Linked DNA regions of Homo sapiens: regions 1, 2 and 3 are each linked to region 4. Evidence: chromatin contacts called from ENCODE Hi-C or POLR2A ChIA-PET data. All regions are on one chromosome and are shown on one strand. The core of a region is the stretch at or near the end of the contact, and the rest is flanking DNA. Distances in the headings are between cores, read along the strand shown. Region 1 overlaps PLCL1 (phospholipase C like 1 (inactive)). Region 2 overlaps PLCL1 (phospholipase C like 1 (inactive)). Region 3 overlaps PLCL1 (phospholipase C like 1 (inactive)). Region 4 overlaps PLCL1 (phospholipase C like 1 (inactive)).

What was found. A loop is a pair of places that touch in the nucleus more often than their neighbours do. ChIA-PET counts read pairs that join two places held with the same protein, here RNA polymerase II (POLR2A). Pooled maps may share reads with other maps.
Region 1: a loop to region 4 is called in a pooled map, with 3 times the contacts of the local background. The contact joins two enhancer-like sites. A Hi-C loop is called at or near these places in 1 of 168 maps with a recorded cell type or tissue (GM12878), 2 of 37 single-sample maps with no recorded cell type and 12 of 50 pooled maps. POLR2A ChIA-PET finds 5 or more read pairs at or near these places in 2 of 52 experiments (HEK293T and activated CD4-positive, alpha-beta T cell).
Region 2: a pooled map shows a loop between it and region 4 (2.4-fold over the local background). The contact joins two enhancer-like sites. A Hi-C loop is called at or near these places in 5 of 50 pooled maps. POLR2A ChIA-PET finds 5 or more read pairs at or near these places in 2 of 52 experiments (HEK293T and activated CD4-positive, alpha-beta T cell).
Region 3: a map of CD4-positive, alpha-beta T cell shows a loop between it and region 4 (10-fold over the local background). The contact joins two enhancer-like sites. A Hi-C loop is called at or near these places in 2 of 168 maps with a recorded cell type or tissue (CD4-positive, alpha-beta T cell and naive thymus-derived CD4-positive, alpha-beta T cell) and 8 of 50 pooled maps. POLR2A ChIA-PET finds 5 or more read pairs at or near these places in 2 of 52 experiments (activated CD4-positive, alpha-beta T cell and activated T-cell).

The regions. Positions count from the first base shown.
Region 1 is chr2:197,886,957-197,890,690 of GRCh38, reverse strand. The region is part of intron 1 of PLCL1 (phospholipase C like 1 (inactive)); the gene reads right to left. Among named protein-coding and RNA genes, the nearest start is that of PLCL1, 84 kb to the right of the region's middle. RefSeq lists enhancers at 1,285-1,334, 1,595-1,684. Within about 2 kb of position 1,515, at least 2 of the 41 ENCODE cell types and tissues checked have a DNase peak (open chromatin) inside an H3K27ac peak, as active enhancers do.
Region 2 is chr2:197,908,028-197,911,625 of GRCh38, reverse strand. All of the region lies in intron 1 of PLCL1 (phospholipase C like 1 (inactive)), which reads right to left. Among named protein-coding and RNA genes, the nearest start is that of PLCL1, 110 kb to the right of the region's middle. RefSeq lists an enhancer at 1,528-2,727. Within about 2 kb of position 2,070, at least 2 of the 41 ENCODE cell types and tissues checked have a DNase peak (open chromatin) inside an H3K27ac peak, as active enhancers do.
Region 3 is chr2:197,836,492-197,840,084 of GRCh38, reverse strand. All of the region lies in intron 1 of PLCL1 (phospholipase C like 1 (inactive)), which reads right to left. Among named protein-coding and RNA genes, the nearest start is that of PLCL1, 34 kb to the right of the region's middle. Within about 2 kb of position 1,889, at least 5 of the 41 ENCODE cell types and tissues checked have a DNase peak (open chromatin) inside an H3K27ac peak, as active enhancers do.
Region 4 is chr2:198,053,102-198,057,110 of GRCh38, reverse strand. All of the region lies in intron 1 of PLCL1 (phospholipase C like 1 (inactive)), which reads right to left. Among named protein-coding and RNA genes, the nearest start is that of PLCL1, 250 kb to the right of the region's middle. Within about 2 kb of position 2,615, at least 3 of the 41 ENCODE cell types and tissues checked have a DNase peak (open chromatin) inside an H3K27ac peak, as active enhancers do.

The DNA of each region.
Region 1 (3,734 bases), core at 266-2,765, 170 kb after region 4:
TATATATAGCAAAAAAATAAAAAAGCCAATTGCAGCATAAGTCTATAATGATCCTGGAGAATATACACCAAAATGTTAACGGTGGTTATCTCTGGGTGGTAGGTTTATGAATAACATTTATTCTCTTCTTTATTTCTTAATTTGAATTTTGTATAATAAGCATGTATATCTTTTTTACATTTTAAAGCTTTTCCCATTTTAAATGCTTAGGGAATAAATGCTGTTACAGTAAATGATGGCTTCATTTATTCTCCTTCCAAGGACAGGGATTTCCAAAGGTTGGCAGTGATCCAAAGGTTGGTGTTGCTGCTAAGAGGGAGAAGAAGAAAGTAGGAAATGGGTTGTCCTTAGCAACTGGCTCTCACAACTGTTCCTCCTACTGTCTGGGATTCATACGAATATTTAAATAGCCTTAAATATCTTATCTCATAACACTTTTCTAATAAGAACTGTGGCTTCCAGTGGAAATGATATAGCTCAATTTTGACAATACCAATTAGTTTCAGCATAAAGAAACTATCTGTTGTCAATTTTTTCAGTTGTGAAAATCAGCTTCCAAACTCATTTCACCTTCCCTGTTGGCTCTTCTCTCACCTTTCAAAGTGTTCACTGTCCAAGATGAATTTATTAAATACTGTCTTATTCTATTTAGCATGATACCAAAGCTGCGTATGCAAGCTGATGTCAATGACCTTCTCTTACTATCACCAAATTGGGGCACTGCTTCTGCTATAAGAAAGATGAATGGGGAGGTGGAGGGATATCTCTAGTCTTTTTTCTTATACTATATAAGAAACCTACAAGCAACTTTCATTTCAATTAATATTTTACATGAACTCAAGATAGCTTAAAGAAAAATAAATTAAAATTAAAATCACACCAACCACAGGAAGAACATGTCAATTTATTGGTATTTATTTCCTTAATTTTAACATTTAGCCTAAAACACAAACAAAACTAAGATTTGCAAGAAAAAAAAACTGAAATAAATTTGCTAGCCATGCTAGGATTTTATTATAGTTTGGATCAACTTTGAATGCTTTAAATATATATTATGCTTGAATATCAACAGAAAAAATGTGTGTTGGTGTAGCCTAAAAACTTGAACATATTTGCTTCTTGGGTTCTTCTAAAATGTCCTTACTCTATGAAAACCTGAAGTAAATCGGAGAAAAAAGTTTAAAATGTTTGACAGAATATTAAAACTCAGTGTAAGCAGAAGTATAGGAAGAGCTTTTAAAGCCTGTTTTTTTTTGGTTAAAGCAGCTCAAAATCATATCTCCAAAAGAGCAGAGTTTGAGTACAACTTATTTCCCTCTAGGCTAGAAAACCATGGCTGTTCATTTAACAAGTTTAAGGAGTATAGCTAGTGTCATAAACCCCAAACATGTAGCAGAAATGCAACCTATGCATCCAAATGACATAGGACAGTGAAAGGGGCCCTACACTGGGAGACAGGAGACAGAAAATTTCTTCCCTTTTGTTCTGCAATGGCCACATGACTCACTAGTCACTATGCTTCTCGGAATTTCTCACTTCCTCATCTGTAAAAACAAGCCCGGGGCTAGATGATGTCTAGGTTGTTTCCAGATCAAAAATTTTTAAAGCTCTAATTCTACACATTCACTTTACACATATACAAAACTGAAAACATTCTATTTTTATGATCTAAAAAAACTGCAAATAAAAGAACTGCATTTTAGCAAATTTTTCCACTGACATTTTGAAAAAGGAAATAAGATTTAGCCTTATCATTTTAATATAATTAATTTACTTTTCAATACTAGTATCATATAATCCTTTATTACTCATTAGCATTTAATAATCATATCTTTTATTTCTAATTCCAATATTAGAAAGAAATTTGTCTTCCTTAATTATGGAATCAGCAGGAATCATGAGATATGCTAACAGCAGAAAAACATCTGAAATATAAAAATTAGTTTTGTCTTTCAAAAAATAATTGAAGACAGAAATTTCTATTTCCTGAAGTATTGTATTCCAATATGCAAGATAGTTCAGTAATAAAAACTAATATTCACTTAGTCTTATGTATAGAGCACTTTAACATGCATGATGTCACTAAATCTTTATGACTCTATGAGGAAGTATTGTAATTATCCTCACTCTATAGTTGAGGAAACTGAGGTCTCCTGACATTAAGTGATTGTCCAGGATCATAAAGCTAGAAAGCCCCAGCTCCATGACTCAACCTCTGACCTTTTCTCTCAATTTCTTGCTCTCTCTCCATGCTGTTCTGCCAGTTCATAAGCCCTTAATGTTTCTAATGAAGCCCACTTTCACCTAATTTAATGTAGACGGTTGCTCATAAACACCATAACAATTAACTGGGAACAAATATTTGAAACACATATGGCAGAAAGGGTTAATTACCTATCTTTAACATATGAGGAATCTTTACAAATTAAAAAAAAGAAAAGAAAAAGACCAACAATTCAATGAAGTTAGGTGAGAAATACAACCAGAGAGTTTACACACAAAAAAAATTATTGCTAATAGCTTTGAAACACTTGGGGGGAAAATGCTCAATCTCAATTAAATGACCGCTAGTAAAAATAAGATTTTTTCCTTTTTTTTTTTCAGACAGTGTCTCACTGTCGCCCAGGCTAGAGTCCAGTGGCACAATCACAGCTCACTGCAGCTTCAACCTTCCAGGCTCAAACAATCCCCCTACTTCAGCCTCCCAAGTACCTGGGACCAGAGCCACACACCACCGCACTTAATTTTTGGTAGAGACAGGGTCTCACTATGTTGCCCAGGCTGGTCTCGAACTCCTGAGCTCAAGTGATCCTCAGCCTCCCAAAGTGCTGGAATTACAGGCATGAGCAACTGAGCCAGGCCTTTTCCCTATCTTATTAACAAAACTTTTTAAATTGTTCATGTGCTTGTACATAGAGTATGAAATAATAGACACTGGAGACTCGGAATGGTGGGAGGGAATGAGGCATGAGAAATTACTTAATGGGTACAAAGTATGGGTGATGGCTACACTAAAAGCCCAGATTTCACGATTACCAATATATTCATGTAACATAACTGTGCTTGTACCTCTGAAATTTATACAAATCAACAATATTTTAAAATAAGATCAAAATTTTTCATATACCGAATTGACCATGGTATAGGAAAAAGTTACTCTCATATACCATCAGTGGGGAGTGCATGTGTTAAAAGTTTTTTGAGGGCGATTTTACAATATTTAGCAGAACTAAACACAGCCTTAAACACAGCAATTCCTCTCCTTGGAATTTGTTATTTATTTTATTTATGTGAGCAAAGAAAAAAATGATCATCTTGTAAAAGATGTTCCTAAGAGCATCAGCTATTACAGCAAAATACTGAAGACAACTCAAATGTCTCCCCTCCCTCAGAATTAACTGAATTTGGGGTACTTCATACAATAAAACACTACACTCCAATGTAAAACAGTATGCTTTTTTTAAAAAGCAGAATATATTGTAGTTTACTCCTCATTTGCCTATGAAAAATATACATGGAGATCACACCCAAAGATCTGAGATGGTATATGCTTAATAAAATATGTCTGGAAAGATACGCAAGAAATTCCCCTTTAGAGAATGGAACTAAGGATGCAGGTCTCTAGGGAATTACATTTAAGTTATTTTAAAATGTAATATTGTTTGAAGTGTTTAATTCTTTGCATGGCTATACTCAACTTGGTTGATGTGAGGAGCCAATTAGATAAAATAATG
Region 2 (3,598 bases), core at 821-3,320, 140 kb after region 4:
AGTATTAGCAACTCCCAAATCCTGGCCTAATTCATACTCTTAATGCCTGGAAGCAAAGGGTGATCTTCCAAAGGTAAATAAAGTACAATATTTTATGCAGTTCTAATTAATATTTAAACCATAATTTCTGAAGCAAACCTGATTATTTTTTCTATTCTTGGAGAAAACTTGATTTTCAGATATTCCCTCAAATATAAAAGGGAATATCCGAAAATCAAGAAAAAAATATTTTCTTTTCTAAATTGCTAAACTTTATTTTTTATTTTATTTATTTATTTATTTATTTTTTGAGACAGGGTCACACTCTGTCACCCAGGCTGGAGCTCAGTGGTACTATCACAGCTCACTGCAGCCTCAGCCTACCCAGGCTCAGTTGATCCTCCCACCTCAGCCTCCAGAGTAGCTGGGACTAAAGAGGCAAGCAACCAGCTAATTTTTGTATTTTTGTCGAGATGGGGTTTCCCCATGTTGCCCAGGCTGGTCTCAAACTTGTGAGCTCAAGTGATCTGCCCGCCTCAGCCTCCCAAAACTAAAGTATTATTAAAAGATGACTGAATCAGTGTGCTTTTGGAGTTTTTGAATAAGGTGTATTATACCCAAAATATCAACATTCTGGATTGTGATTCATTTCACAATGTGTTCAGGCTTAGTTTACTTTAAATAAACATCCTGTCCATTAATTTTATATCAAAATATAAAGCTTCCACTTCTAGATCATCTTTATTCTAGCTTCCCTCTTACATTTTATAGAACAATAATAGAAACACAAGTTATTTTATTTTGAAGTAAATACTAAATGTAATATGCGTTACATTGAACACTAAGCTATTTACTTCTCACATCATTTATTGCAGGATATTTGAGTCAGGCAGAAAAGGTTAAGAAATTAACTCTGAATTAACCTGGAATTCAAGTTTAAGGGAATTGAGGGGAAAGGGGATATTTTCGGGTTGCCGGGAATAAAGGAATATGGTTTGATATCAGAAGCCTGTGAGAACAGAGATGAATAGGATGAAGATTCTGCTTCAAAGCAATTGACCATCAAGTAGAGAAGAGACTGATGTGCAGTAAGAAACAGAGTTTCTCACCCAGATATTGAGGTGAGCTGATAAACAAAAATAAACAAACAAAAAACCTGAAAGGGCAAGAAAAGGAGCAATCATCTCTGAGATGGTCGTGGGGTAAAAGGAGGGCTTGGGTAAAGCCCTTGGAGAAGGTGAGCTAATATTTGTTGAGTGTCTACTAATTCCTGCCCAAGTAGGACAAGATGGTCCACTTAAATCTTAAAACAGTCCTCTGAGAATGGTACAGTTTTACAGAAGATGAAACCAAAGGTTACAGAACAAAATGCTTGGGCATCTTCAGTGATCAATCGTGCAGCTAGGAAAGAAGAGATCCACCAGGGAAATGAAGTATGAATGGTTCCAAAATCCATCTCCTTTTCACTAAAAACACTTGCTTTCCTAAGAAGATATGCTAACCATCTTGTATACATTAACCCACCTAATCTCATTTAATCCTCACCTAAATCCCTGTGCAATAGGCATGGTTAACCCCAGTTTACAGATGAAGAAAGCAAGTCCAAATAAGCAAGTTAACTTGACCAAAGCGCCACACTTTGACCAAAGTCAAAGATTCAAACAAAGTCTGCCTCACTCTCACTTGAAGATCAGCTTGAAATCTGAGTAGAACCACAATAGGTGCAGATGAAGGAGAGATTCAAAGAGAGCTCACTTCCCATTTCCCTACACTGATGCCTGGAGGTCACAGTACCTGCAAAGCCAGAATTGAGGGTCCACTGGACTTTTTATTTTCCCAAAGAATATTTACTACATCCTATGACCCTTATCAAAGGGCAGACAGCATAAACTTTATAAGCCGACTGCTACCAGCACAACTTTTCCCTAGAGAACTCCACTCTCCAGAATTCCAGGCCACCATCCAAAATTCCAAATACCCTCAGAGAGGGAACTCTGAGGTAAACAGATCCCATCTTCAGAGAGTAACCAAAGAGCCTCTGGCCATGACTCAGGAGATTAGCCACTGCCTTGATTCATCTCTGCAAAGTCAGCCTGTGGGGCTTCCCAGAGCCATGAGGAGGAAGTGGGCCAGGAAGGAATCAATAATTGCCACCCACAGATGTGCCTGTGAGTGCTATAAAGGGAATGACCGAGAACACCTAGGGGAGGTTCTCAGAACACGCAGCCAGTCCTCTATGTTGGAGCAAGTCTTAGTTCTTCCAGGCACGAATTTTTAGTGCCCACTTCTGTTCCTTAGCAAAAAAGGAAAAAAAAAAAGAGAAAAAGAAAAGAAAGCAGGAATGAACTTTTAATAACATTCTTTCAAACCAGAATGGGCAAGAAAGGTTTTTCCAGCTATATATGGAAAAATGTCCTGGCTCTGCCAAGTACCTAAAGGAGACTTCCAATCCTCTGACGTATGAAATCATGATCTAAACAACAAATTCCGAGCTCAAAACAGTTTCCAAGGGAAGAAAAGGGAGCTCAGTTATCCAAATGTGTGCATACCTTCTGGACTAGCAGCAGTGGGAAACTGAATGCCGCATTTATCCTTGAAGATTAAATCTTCTGCAAGAGAAATAGCATGAGTCTCGTGTTTGGTCCTTGAGTGACTCCTCTCTTCTATAACTTTACAGACTTTTAAATAACCATTATCATCAATCTTGAAACAAAACAATCAAATACTTGACCATGTTGAGCTAATTCTTAAATCAATTATAAGAATATTTTATTCAACAAAATATAAAGTATTTTTACACACATTTTCTATTTTTAAATGTAATTTTTAAAAATATATAATGGAGTATAAAAGAAAAAAGAAGAGCATTATTTCAGACAATATCACCTCTTCTATACTGCAAATATATCATGAGGTTTTTTTAAGTTAGGATATTAAATGTCATTAAATAAAGACATGATTAGGAAATGCTTATCGGGTCTAAGGTATTTCATTAACATTTATGTTTAGCTGACTTGATAAGAAGATGAGTTAGAAAGTATGGTTATTGCAAGCATATTAAATGAGGACCTGGTGGCCATGGGCCCAAGGAAGAGAACACTTGAGAGTAAATTTCTTCTGAGGCTTGAAGACTATCTCATGGAAGAGAAAGTAGACTTGTTGTGAATAACTCCAAAGACATCAAAAGGATCACTGGACAGAGGTTAGGAGCAAGGCAGATGCGGGGTCAATATAAGGAAGAACCTTCAAACTATTTTAGCTGCCCAAAGATAGAATGAGTAATTCATTCTCTTTTGCTAGAAATATGTAAGCGAAAGTTAAGCACCTGGCAGGGATTCTTTACTATTTTTAGCAATAGAGAATACATTCCTATTTTATTTCTAGTCAGCACTGATATTTCCTAACAATTGTGATTTTCAAAGGGATTTCCCCATGGGTTGCTCAAATTCTCTCGTTCAAAACTAAATCCTTATTTTTTCTCTTAAGCAGCATGTCTATTTTTGCTATCTCAGTAAAAGGCACCTTCATCCATCCATTGCAAAAGCTCAAAGCCTATGCAATGTCTTATACTCATCTTCTTTCTCATGCTAAATATGTGATCACTTCCCAAGTCTTATCC
Region 3 (3,593 bases), core at 640-3,139, 220 kb after region 4:
TTATATTTAGAGATGACCTTGCACTTCCTACTATAATACTTGGTAGACAAGAGAATAGTCTTCCACTGCCAGGTTTTAAACAGTTCTTGTAGAGAAGAAAAATAAATTGAGCCAGAGTTACTGCTTACATTTATTTTCCTAGAATTCATCTCTAATGGGTATTTCTAGCTCACTCTCCAAAGATTAAAACCACAAAAGAAATGAAAAGGAAGCTTTAGAACATACTAATGCAGTTTTTAAAAAAGTAATAATAATATATGTGGGTTTGGCTAATGGGAAGCAAAAAATAAAAATCATATATGGATAATTTTGCTGAATAGTCTAATGGTCTTAAAGACTCTCTGGAGATATGAAATATGAAACCTGTTTCTTCTAACAACATTTTACTTGATCATGGACTGCATTCTTGAATTGAATATTAAGGTGGCTTGTTAGAATTATTATTTAGAAGAGGGGTCCCCAATCCCATGGCTACGGACCGGTGTCAGTCTGTGGCCCATCAGAAACTGCACGGCACAGCAGAAGGTGAGCTGCAGGTGAGCAACTGAGCATTAACAACTGAGCTCCACCTCCTGTCAGACCAGTGGCAGCATTAGATTCTCACAGGAGCTCGAATCTTATTGTGAACTGCACATGTGAGGGACCTAGGTTGCATGCCCCTTATGAGAAAATAACTAACGCCTGATGATCTGAAGTGGAAATTTCATCCTGAAACAATCCCCCCTTCCCTTGGAAAAATAGTCTTCCATGCAACCAGTCCCTGATGCTGAAAAGGTTGGGGACTGCTGATTTAGAGCATACATTTGTTTGACATAAACTGATTCCAGACTATTTCTAAAGGTTGTTTTCAAAGATTTTTGTAAAGGTACCCTGTTCAGATTTGACAGGGAGATATCAAATAGCAAAATCTTGTGTTAGTGAAATGTTTTTCTTTTTAAATATTTAGGGTAGTGTTGAGAATAACTGCTTTTCAAAAATAGATGTAAGAAGAAATAATGTGGTATTAAATTCTTCTTTTGTAAAAGTTGACAACGGCATGAAAGATTCAAAAACTGAACAGAGCAGATATATAAGGCAATACTTTTCCATTGAATAGTATTCAACATAAATGCATATGCACCAAAACAGTGTAAAAATTTCACAATTTTACTCATTGTCATATTTCTAAGATAAAGCAGGTTCCTAACAGAATTCTTAACAGTGATCTCTTTAGATAAATCAGAGAGAAAATTACAACTGAACCACTGATTCTACTGTGGGTCAGGATGGTGACCAGCTCTGGCTCATGGGCTTGACACATCCAGGCAGAACTAAGTCAGTTTTTCTGCAAATTCCCATCTCTTCCCCTGTGAAACGGGAAGTGTATCGAGGAGCTCCATTGCCACTCACCCTCTTAAAGTCAAATTTCAATCCTTTGTGATATATGTGTTTATATTTCCTTTGATTAGTGTCTCCAGAATGGTATAGAAATACCTAGCATACATGGAAAGCTATTAAAACTTTTTCAATTCATGATTTTTTTTCTAAAAGAAACTGAAAGCATACCGCATGTTATGTTCTTTGTGATCCAGTACTTTTCAAGTTAAAACATCATTCATTTCCTGAAAAATCCCAGCCTTAGTCTTCTCCAACACTAAAACTGAGGAAATCATAGCTGTCTAAATTTTTCTGCCACTACAGAGTAAAACTGAGATATTACTAAGAAAAGCATTTAGAACTCTTATGATTCATTAGTTGGTTAAGTGTTTTTCTTTGGAGAAGCTAAATGCTCTTCGAAAGCAGAATTACATGGGCCCTCCCATCTAAGTGAGGAAAGCATAAGGCAGTTTATAACACTCGACCTCTTGACATAGCCAAAGGGAAACTGAAACTCTAAAAGATGATTAGCTAGCATCACTAGAAATAACAGAACTCAAACAAACTGAGCTCCCAGGCGAGAGCTTCCTGAGAAACATGCCGCTCCCTTCAAGCCGAGAGCAAATGCTAGATATTTTCATCTTTAGCTTAACCTATCAATTTCAGCTGCTGAGGAAAGAAACTTTATACACCACATACAAATTTTAGAATGTAAAAATTATTAAACACACAGCTGAATTCAATATAGGAATGACTATTTGTTCTTTGAAAAAAAAATCACAGTTTATAGCAATCTTTGAAAAATGTAATTGGAAAAAAGGAGCCCCCAATTTCAAACAAATGCTGCTGTTTCGCTTCCCTGGTGATGCTAAATTGCATAATATTCTAACTGGATGCATATCTTCTTCTACTTTCAATATGCACCAAATGATTCCTATGATAATTAAGGATTAACATAGCTTTTGTAATAAAATCCCAAAATTTTTCCAGAAACCTAATTTTAGTTAACAATTTTACACACTAACTTTGTGCACTGAAACCAATCCACTCACTTAGTTGATTCAGTGGGTCACCCGCCAGTCATAACTAGATGCCTTTCTACAGGCCTGGCCCAATCCCGGCTCTCCATCCTTCATCCTTCAGTTCCCATCCTTAGCTTAGCCAAGTTGGATTTTTGATATCTATCTTCTCTGGAGAAAGTGGTGAAGATATATGACCTGAAGTCAGCTGATCTTGAGGCGCAATTCTAACATACTCCTGATGTCCTTCTTCCTTTAAGAAGCCACTGATTTCAAGAAAACGGCTAAGCAGACAGAGACCACAGAAAGAGGTAGCAACTGAAAACTATTGTCAAACTTGATTATTTTGTAGAATATTTAAAATATACTTACTATTTAGGGAGCAAAGTTTACAAATTGTACCAACATCTGCTTTTATCATTAATGCATATAAAACCCTTTATGTTGGATAGCATGCCAGTCTTTTGTCCTGAGATCCAGAGTCTCATTTAAATTAGGATATCCCATCTTCACCTCAAAGCCTAACTCGTCATTAGTCTCACAAACCCCATGACTCTGACCTTCTGAACCGCAACCTTAAACTTTAATGCACAAGTGGCCTCCCTTTCCAAGGAGACTCTAAATTCTTTCAGGGAAGAAATCATGATTTAGATTTTTTTTAATCTCTCACAAAAACTGATACTTAATACTTGACAGAATCTGCTCAATAAAGCCAGGCACAGTGGCTCATACCTATAATCCCAGCACTTTGGGAGGCCAAGGCAGGAGGATCACTTGAGTTTAGGAGTTCAACACCAGCCCGGGCAACACAGCAAGACTTCCATCTCAACAAAAACAACTTTAAAAAAATAAGCTATCTGTGGTAGACTGTGCCTGTAGGAGGATCCCTTAAGCTTAGGCAGTCCAGGCAACAGTGAGCCATGATCATGTCACTGCACTCCAGCCTGAGCAACAGAGAACCCATCTCTAAAAAAAGAGAAATTGCCCAGTAAATATTTTTCAATCAATACATTGGAAATAGTAAAATATGTAACTTAACAATATAGGAATTTCATTAATTTGCATAACTTGATTATTTGGGTAGTTTAAATACTCTTTGACTCCTGGAATACAGAAGACCTGTTTTAACAGAGCTAACAAAAATTTAGCAAGCTTAAGTTAAATCTCCTTTTATTTATTCTATATATTCTAAGACGGAAGTGACAGACAGTGAATTGA
Region 4 (4,009 bases), core at 1,366-3,865:
AATGATTCACAAGTTTAATTCTGCTACTTGCCAAGCATTATTAAAAATATAATGAAATGCAAAGCTCCCTGAGTTTTCACCAGGGCACCCACACATGCCAAGTGCAAGTCTCACTCAGCAGCTCAAAATGTGCTATATCCTCAAGCATAAAACCCTATTTTTATTCAAAAACCCCAAATCAAGGTTGTGGATAGCGTTGATTGAAATGGAATTCATCTTTTGCCATTGCTGCTAAAGCTATCCAGGTGCTGAATGTGGTGTCCAGGGGTGCAAATCAAAGTCAGCAACACCCAACACTTCAACAGGTCTATCTACACTGTGAGGTCTCAACCATCGCTCAGGGACTGCTCTATCAAGACAAAATTTAGTAATGCGGTAAGCACACTGCCAAATGCTAATAGTCACAAAAGAAAATAGTGCAAAAATAATTTTGTTAAAAAACAGCTACTATGAATCTATATGCTAGGCTCTCTGTTATGTAAGCTCTTTACACACACGATCCTATTTTCCCCTCACAACAGGTCTTCGTGGTGGTTTCATTATCACCATTTTGCAGATGAGGAAACTGAGGCTTTGAAAGATTAAGTAACCTGCCCAAGATCACGAAGTGGAAAGATAAATTGAGATTCAAATCTGGCTCAAAGGAGAGATAGCTTAAATGTAATCCTAGGTCTGTCTGACTCAGAGGCCTTGGTCTCCAAAAACTACATAGTACCAGAAAAGTCCCACTTTGTCCCACTGATGTTTGCATTCCGATCAAACACCAATCTTTTAAACTAATCAATCCTTATGGGGGGGAGGGGAACAACTTGATATTGTAAGGATAAGAAAAAAATTATTAAACCAAAAGCCTTCCTGATGAAAAATTCTGTTGCTAGAATTTTCCAGTTGTTTTGTTTTTAATTAGCAGGTAATTAATAGTGTGATAAACAACATGAAGACAGAGAAATGTTATTGAAATGGTTGTTGTCTATAATAATTTTCTCCACTTCTTTGAATGCTTTTAATTTTAAAATTGAAACACAGGCATCTTAGTGTAACTCCCTCTCAATTTGAAGCCAAGAAATTGTGGAAATTTCATATGGAAATTTAAATAATCCCTTTATCTCCAAAGCCAATTATTTTTCTTTCCTACTTGGAACCTGCCCACCCCATTTGACTTCCAGCCATAAGCTTGGAGGTTGGTTGGAAAGCTGTAATGAGCTGAGGCTGCCAGCATGTCAGGTTCCATTGTGTGTATGTGACCGCTGATCACGGTGATGAAACAGTGATTATTTCATCCCTATCACTACAAATAAATGTGATTTTATGACAGCACTGGAGCTTTCATCATTTATTTAAAAGGAAAGAAAAAGATGTAAAGGTGGCTATACAATCCTTATCATAAAAATCTGTTTGCTCCCTGAGATCAGCAGTTGATTTTAATTTTATATTATCTATGTCGTTGTGAGATAAAAAGCCTTATTAATGTAAACATCATTCCAAGGAGAACCATGCTTCATGCTTCACCTCATCATATTTTAGAAGTACATAACATAAACGGTTTTCTCCAACTAAACCTAATTCACTCAGAGTTGAAAAAAAAAAAACAAAATAAAAGGTTTGAGAAACTACAGAATATTGATGTATTTAAGATTCACATGAATCAATTATTCAGTTATCTGGAGACTATCTGGAAATTAGATGTAATGTAATACTCCAAGAACATCTGCAATAGATCTTTCTCTCTCTCTCTCTCTCTCTCTTTCTCTCTCTCTCATACACAGACACACACACACACAGAGAGAGAGAGAGAGAGAGAGAGAGAGAGAGAGAGGCTTTGACCAGCAGTCCTTGAGGTTTGTGAATATTATGGGTTTAAGAGTTTAAATCAATTGGTTTATGCATTTTTCAGCCCCAAGTTCCTACAAAACAGGAAACGTTATATTTGCAGAATGCAGGTCAGAGCACTAGCTGTTTCTTCCCAGAACCTTCGACCTGTACAACGTGACTAAGAAGTATTTGGGAAGAGAGTTTAGGAAGGGTTTCCTGTTTGTCTTCATTTATTAGACTCTTCTTTTCTTTCCCAACACACATATACTATATAAAACATCATGAATGCCATATAATGTGCACCTTCTGATTTGCCAAAATGTTTTTATATTTGTTTTTCATCTGAGGTCATTTCTTAATATATCTAGATATTGTTCCCAAAGATGTGGAATCATTTCTCTCCCTCAGAGATCATTATTTTCCATAATGCCCCAGTACATTGAGGAAGTGGATTCCAGCTTGCTGTAGCAATGTTGGCCATCCCCACTATGAACTATCTTAACCCACAGGGAAATCAAAATCTTAAGTATCTGCTGTTTTACTTATTAAGTCTGAACCTAAAAGCCAGTCCCAAAAATGTCTCTGAAATTTTGCTGGCCATTTGGAAGTCAATTTTTATCTCCTCCCACAGCACTCCTCTTGCAAATGTTGCACTGACAAAAGGAACAGCCTGCTCATCTTGGTCCCTTGGTAAAGAGCTGCTGCCCAACTGGCAAAGAATGGGTTCCTATTCTACTCCCAAAAAAGTTACAGAGATGGGGCTGGAGTCAATGGTGTTAGATGTGTTCCAGGCTTAGCAAGCCACCAGGGGGCATTCCCTTCTGGGCCACACACTGCTGTCCTCTCTGAATTTTGTTAAGACTTGTCTTGTCGCCTAAGATGTGATCAATCCTAGAGACTGTTTCATGTGTACTTGAGAAGAAGGTGTATTCTGCTGCTGTTGGATGGAGTATTCTGCATATGTCTGTTAGGTCCATTTGGTTGAAAATGTAATTTAAGTCCAACACTTATTGATTTTCTGTTCAGATCATCTAAACAAAAAATCAATAAATATTGGACTTGAATTATACTTTTACACCTATGTGTAAATGTGTGAATATTGGACTTGAATCACATTATTATACCTATGTATTTAGGTGTTCTGATGTTGGGTGCATACATATTTGCAATTGTTATGTCTTCTTGAGGAATTAACCTCTGTATCCTTATGTAATGACCTTCTTTGCCTCTTTTTGTAGTTTTTGACGTAAAGTCTATTTTTATCTGACATAAGTGTAGCTACCCCTGATCTCTTTCCTCTGAACATTTTTACCCTTTCCCAAGAGAGAAAGGCAACTCCATAAATACTCCTGCAGCTGCAATACACTGAAGTGGGAAAGGCAGTGAAATCATGAAGTTTATCTTCTTTGACATGCTCTACACAAAACCCATTGGTTCTACACCCAAACCAGTTCCCCTTCCAAAGGCCTGTCTTCAACAATGGCAGTCACAATTATCTGAATTGCTTTATTTCTCCTGATCTTTTCCCCATCTAATAGGTTACTGCTCTCTTTCTCCTTTGGCAGGTCTCTCCTTCCTTTCTATTTCTATCACAACCAGCCTAGTTGAAGTACTGCAGCTCACAGCTAGATTACCGAAATGGACTGGATCAATAAGGGTCCAATGAGGGAAATAGGAACCACTCCAACATTCTAAAAAGAGGGAATGTAATACAGTGACTTAGATACATCACTGCTAAAAGAGCTAAGAAGCCAAAAGAGAATAAAGAGGCAACCCGGAGGCTAACAACTGCAGGTAGCTACTACCACTCCTTGGCTGGAGGGACAGAAGGAGAGGATGGTATTACCAGCACCAAAGGGCCAGAGTCATGGAAAAAGCTGGAACCACAGTGGGCCTGTCTTACACAAGCTGGAGCCACAAAGCAAACACAGCAGCTGTGCTTGCCTGCCCATCTCCTGCCAGTGCCTCTCATTGGCTAAACCCAGCTGGGAAAGAGCTAGGAAATCAGCCTGCAGGGGTTGAACCTTCAGCCATGCAGATAATGAAGTGGGAGAAAAGGAATAGATCTGACAGCAAAAAAGGCCAATGATTAGTTCATAAGATAAATTCACTCTTACATGTAGCTCTCACTATAGATTACTGACTTCCCATTTTATATAATGAAATATGGCCTCAAGAGGATAAGTACCAAACCGAG